Regions from separate parts of the Mus musculus genome. Here region 1 is linked to region 2. The links are chromatin contacts, found by POLR2A ChIA-PET in ENCODE. All regions are on one chromosome and are shown on one strand. Each heading gives the region's core, a stretch centred on a gene start or an enhancer-like site at or near the end of the contact. The rest is flanking DNA. Distances are from core to core; before and after follow the strand shown. Region 1 holds the start of Rpl9 (ribosomal protein L9). Region 2 holds the start of Wdr19 (WD repeat domain 19).

Region 1 (3,159 bases), core at 105-2,604, 190 kb before region 2:
ATAAAATAACTATCAAGAGAAAAACCTATACTTTCTCAATTAGATGCTAGATATAAAATGGGATATGGCAGCATAAAATGGTCATTTTGGAAAGGATGAAGAAATGGCCAAAGGGTACAGAAAAACCTACAAGGCTTGATTAAAAAAGAAAAAAAAAAAAAAAAAAAAAAAAAAAAAAGCACAATGCCAGGCAGTGCATCTTTAATCCCAGCACTTGGGAGGCAGAGGCAGGTGGATTTCTGAGTTCGAGGCCAGCCTGGTCTACAGAGTGAGTTCCAGGACAGCCAGGGCTACACAGAGAAACCCTGTCTCAAAAAATCAAAACCAAAACAAACAAACAAACAAACAAAACCAAACAATGCACAAAGTCAAAGTGGAATCTAATGTTCAATTACCTTTCTCCTTTCTGGCGCTTTAAGTTTCCTTTATATTCATCCCATGTACTCTTGTCTGCAAGATCACCAGATACAAAATCTTGAAGGTCTGGTCCATTATGCAAAAATTCCTTTTTCTTATCTGGCAAAGAACTTAATGCTCTAACCGTGAACGCATATCTTCCAAATATCTACAAAAAGGGTTCAGTACAACATTCACTCAGTAGACTCTGAAATAATTTAGTTTTAACCCATTATAATACCAAAGCTAAAGAAATTGATTCAGAAATTATGTAAAACGATTTAAGAGCTCAAACTACGTAGATCAGAACCTGAAAAAGACTCAAGGTGAAAGAACCGTAAGTCACGGCGGCTCAAACACGTAATGCAGCTCTCAGAGGAGGCAGAGTGAGGAGTCGTCTTTGGTCTAAGAATTTAGTTTCAGGCCAGCCTAGATTACAGAGACCCTGATGCACGCTCAGCCATGACAAATGGGGGAAAAAAGTGGGACGCAGATCAAAGTTAACCGCTAAATATAGGTTAGAAAACCTTAGTGGGTGACTTAACATGCCACGTTTTCATGTCTTCTATTCCTAAAACAGGTACTAAAATATGTTGTCAACAAGTTTGCAATAATTAAGATATGCCACAGCTGTCGGGGCTTTTAAAAAAAGGATATCTGGAACAATTTCCCTAGTTTTGAACTTAGGATAAGCAATGGCGTTCCCGCCGCTCACCCGGGACCCCAGGCTGCGAGCTGTATCCCAGCAGCGTAGAGCCATCCCCCTCTTTTAGGTCTCAGGAGTGTCAAGGGATCGAGGGAACAGCACCCCCGGCACCGGACGCGTCCAACAACTCGTCGCTTGAGTCATGACGCGATACGTCGTCGCCGACCGGCGCGACTCGACTAGCTCGGCAATCGAGTAGTTCCGCCTTAAAGCCGTCGCTCGGGTCGTGACGCGACACGCAGGGCCCTGACGGATTACAAGAACGTGATGACGAAAGACGTTCTCTCTTTGCCCCATCTACTGCGAGGTGAGGAGCTTAGGGACCGGGTGCCCCGGGAATCTGAACCCATCCTCTGTTTGGGGACCCCGGCGGCATGGAGCCGATGCCCCAAGGCTTTGTCCCGACTGTCCCCCAGCACGACGTGCGTCCTTGGGACTTGGTGGCGCGAGCTGGAAGTGGCGTTCGGGCTTTCAGGCCCATCTCGGTCGTAGCCCTTCCGCCATGGCGCACCGAGCCGGGCTTCCTTACTCTTCTCCGGGGCCCCCGGTCCAGTCCTTGTCCCGGACACACCTGGGTCCTTGTTGCCGGCTTTCGTAGCTGGCGATTCCCGTTGGGAGCGGAACGCTGCCGGGTCTCGGGTGTAGAGCGTCCCCCGCCCCAGCCGTCTCACCCGGGTGTCTGTGTTTCAGGATGAAGACCATTCTCAGCAATCAGACTGTGGACATTCCAGAGAATGGTGAGTAGATGGCTCCCCGCCGGCCGCTGACGGCTTTCCTGCATGCTCTAAACCCCGGCCTATGGTCTCACCAGTTCACTTTCTCGTTTAGTCGAAATCACTCTGAAGGGGCGCACAGTCATTGTGAAGGGCCCCAGGGGGACTCTGCGGAGGGACTTCAATCACATCAACGTGGAGCTGAGTCTTCTTGGGAAGAAGAAGAAAAGGGTAAGAACTTGTGTCTTCCGATGCTTCGGGTGCTTGCTTGTAACAAAACCCGGTAACCGATGTTAATCCCCCACCCCATGCGTGGCCGAGTGGGTTACTCGGACTCAGTTCTTTTATGAGTGAACTTGGGTGTGTGTGTGTCGTCCCTCTGGTGTCCTGTGCGTGTGACATACGGTGCATTTGTACATGGCTTTGCGTGCTAGTACTCGCCAGCTAAAAGTGCTGTGTTTTAATTCTAAAGTTGTTGTGTTTCAGCTCCGGGTTGACAAATGGTGGGGTAACAGAAAGGAACTGGCCACCGTCAGGACCATCTGCAGTCATGTTCAGAACATGATCAAGGGTGTCACGCTGGTAAGTCAGCCCTCCACTCTGCCCTTTAACCCTTTGGAAGAGGTTCCTTGGGTGTGTATAAATGTCTAGGGCCAGGATGGACTGTACTTCTACAAAGGAGGCACTTTCAGATATTGGGGGTGGGTTAGCACAGATCAGACCCAGGAATTTGCTGGGCAGGCTCCTTTACTTCTGTTTCAGGGGTTTTGTTTGTTGGTAGATACATATAGTGGAGATTGCTGGCTGGTATGTTTGGGACTCAATGGATAGAAAAGACAGCCAGAGTTATACTCTGTCTCAAAAAAACAAACAAAAAGATCTGACTTGTGCATCTCTGAAGTTACTGTTCTAGATCCTTTCTCCCAAAACAGTTAATGCTGAAGAGGTGTTGTTTTATAAACACAAGCTGTACTTTGTATACCTATTGGATCGTGTTACCCTGTTGCTCCTGGGGAGGACTGGGCCTTTTGTTTAGTCTGGAGTCACTTATTATCTGGTGGTGTCTGTAGTAACTCCACAGATGCCTAATGCCAAAAATGAGGATCTTATGCCCTCAAAGGATGAGATAGTAAAAGAAAGCTTCCTCCTGGAGCTTTGGGAAGATGTTGCAACTTGCATATGGTGGGTAGAGTGCGTGTGTTAAATTTCCACGACATGACAAAAGCACCTTAGGGCATTTAGAGCTGACTCTAAATTCAGCCTGGGGAAACTGAAGAAGAGGAATCTCAAAATCTAGGCCAGCTGAACCGAAAACTTTGAGTTTGTTCAGGATGGCTCACAGTT
Region 2 (2,902 bases), core at 371-2,870:
AGATTTCAAAGACTATTAGAAACACAAATGATAGCATGGATAATTTGTTTGTTTTCAGATAAGGTCTCTTTATATAGCCCTGGCTGCCCTGAAACTCACTATATAGATAGGACTAAGCTCAAACTCACAGAGATCCACCTGCCTCTAGCCCCAGAGTGCTGGGATTAAAGGCGTGGGCTGATTCATTGCTACCAATGAATGCTGGCTTTATTGGTATTTTTTCTGTTAGATGCTGATACAAATTTTGGAGATACTCGGCAAAACAAACTGTATTATCACAATGTTATTTGTTTTTTTTAAACAATTTTATTGTTGTTATAAGTTAAAAATTTGAAATTTCATTGACTTATATTATTCTTATATCAGACTGCTACATTCTAGAATACTCAGGAACATGACCCTAGATGAAAAATATTAGTTTTAAATACTGTAGATTAATCAAGCACACCCTTATCTAGGTAGATGCAGCTTAGATACTGTAGCTGAAGACTTGAATCTGAGTGACAACACAACTCCTCCAATGCTATCTGAATAAATGCCCATCTCCCGAAAGCCTGTGTCCTGGAATCGCAACTTAAGATAGAGGTGCGCTATGATGCCAAGCACACACAGGTTTTTTCCAGCACGTACACTCACTCAACGTATTCTAGACCATCTTACTTCTGCGAGTTTGGGAATACATCGTCCTTAAACCTGATTCTATTCCTTTCATGGCAGATCTGTCTTGGGCTGTAATCTTACAGGTTAGTTTTCTTCCACAGAGTTATATCGGTTCTAGGTACAACTCAGATAAAAGTTACAGCTTTCCTAGAACAGCAAAAAGGTTTGCTTGTTGCAGGTCACGGTTAACTTAACTGTAAAGAGAATAGTATTTACTCCTTTCCGACACACCAGAAAGTGAATCATGCAAAGTTATCTGCCAATTCCAATGGACACACAAGAGCTACAGTGAAGCTTTAGGAAAGCTGAAACCATTTTAAACTCGGTGTTTCCATTTCTTTGTCAGAGCAGTGCGGGGGTAAGTACCTCTGAGGTAAATCACAGGAGTGCAGCGGCTGCCCCTGTGGAATTCACAACAAACCCAATCAGAAAACCTGCGTGCAGTGGAGGACGCACACAGGTGTGCAGATTTCTCCATCATGTGTTCTAGCGACCAGGGCTCTGCATACCGGACAGGTCACAGGCCAAGTAATTCTTGATGACTGTTTTAGAGACTTTTGATTCTCCCTAGGGCTCTGGGCCAGTGGCTTGGTTTGCCCAGGATTAAGCTACAAGAAATCGGTAGCGATACCGGTAGTTCGGGCGTACTCAGATCAGGCTTCTACCAGATTCCAGAGGGCACAGGCCTCCCTCAGCCCGCTCTCCAGAGCTTCCTTTCCCTGCATCCTTACAAGCCCATCATCCCCTCCCGCCCGCTCCCGGAGCTCATTCCTCTATCCTCAGCACTTCCGCGGAGGGACAGGGACACAAACTCCTCAGAGTCGCGCTCCGAGAGTTTAGGAAATACAGAGGCTGCCACATCTTCTCAATCCGCTGGCACTTGTAAGTTATTTACCTTCATTTCAAAGGCTCCAGCGACACCCCCGTTCTTGTAAGTGCGCAGGCGCAACAGAACACCCCCGCCCCGCTACCGCGTTCTCGTCACCCAGGAGACCGTGCAAACAGCGACCAATCAGCGAGCGTGGGGCGGAGCTGCCCCCGGAGCCCTCCTTTGAGAGAGATGGGCAGGGTGGGTAGAGTCACGTGATGGAGGTGGAGCTAAGCTCCGGGAAGTTGAATGCTACGAGGGCTGGTCAACTTCCTGCCTGAGCTCTGATTGGGTGAGGCTGCGAGGCAGGCGGGCCCTATGGACAGAAAGGGTCTTGAGCTATGTGAGCAGAAACCACTGGCCTAGGAGCGGTTGTAAAGGAATTCCGGGGGGAAAAAAGCTGGACCCAGAGGTTGGCAAGTAGGAGGCAGGAATTGGCTCATGAGCCAGACGGCTTCTACAAGATCCACTTGTAAAAAAGGCTTGGAGAAACTAATGTATCATTCCTCATTTTTTTTTCTTGCAGGGTTTTTATTTTTGATTTTGCCCTAACGGAGGTGAGGTATGAGGAGTCGTTTTCTTTCAGGACCATTAAGACAATTTTAGCTAGTGTGATCGGGGAGGAATAGTTGAAAAAAATAAAGAAAAGAACTCGCCTGTAGTATTTGAGCCTGGTAAACAAGAAGTTTAGCGGAAGCTAAGCATTAAAAGTTGGCTGGAGGGAGGGAGTGGGATTCTGCACAGTAGCTAAGGTTGGCTAGCTGGGCATCATCACCTCGGGTTCCTAGAATAGAGTTGGGTAATTTTTCACAGCGACTCTCGTCCATGAGATAAAATTGTAGTCAAACCTAAAATGGCCTCAGCAAGAATACAAGATGGAGAAACTTCTGCATTGTCTTGCTCTGTCACAATAGTAACAGGCTAATCAAAAACAAACAAAAAAAAAACAAAAAACCTACATGGTTGCATCAGTAGCTATAATAACAAAGCATTTGACAAAACTGAACATAAAACAAACCCTCAAAATTCTCAAAAAACAAAACCCAACAAGAAAAAGCAAGACAACAAAACCCTGTACCATAGAAATTGTAAACAGTATCTCCAAATAGCCTAAGGCTGATGTACTTAATGCTAAGAATCTTGAAAGTAGTCCCATTAGGAACAAGGCAGGGATGTCCCCTCTTGTGACTCTTTCTCAATTCTGGTGGAAGTCCTAGTTAATGCAATAAGGAGAGAAAAAGAAGCATACTGATTGAGGAAGGAGGTGGGAAAACTGCAGATGACATGACTGAGAGTGTACAGAATCAGTAGAAGAGAGGGAGGGATGTGGGGTAGAGGTAGAGCTAATTATACCAAGCCTCCAGGATACAATCT

Evidence for each region. ChIA-PET counts read pairs that join two places held with the same protein, here RNA polymerase II (POLR2A).
Region 1: POLR2A ChIA-PET joins it to region 2 with 14 read pairs in Patski. The contact joins the promoter of Rpl9 here to the promoter of Wdr19 in region 2. POLR2A ChIA-PET finds 5 or more read pairs at or near these places in 3 of 5 experiments (Patski and embryonic stem cell).

Annotation. Positions count from the first base shown.
Region 1 is chr5:65,389,626-65,392,784 of GRCm38, reverse strand. It overlaps Rpl9 (ribosomal protein L9), which reads left to right and starts at 1,354. Exons shown (of 8, transcript NM_011292.2): 1 at 1,354-1,409; 2 at 1,793-1,839; 3 at 1,931-2,046; 4 at 2,302-2,397. The coding sequence starts at 1,794. It overlaps Lias (lipoic acid synthetase), which reads right to left and starts at 1,288. Exons shown (of 11, transcript NM_024471.5): 1 at 1,112-1,288; 2 at 396-565. The coding sequence starts at 1,156.
Region 2 is chr5:65,198,414-65,201,315 of GRCm38, reverse strand. Wdr19 (WD repeat domain 19) reads right to left here and starts at 1,620. Exons shown (of 37, transcript NM_153391.2): 1 at 1,556-1,620. The coding sequence starts at 1,561.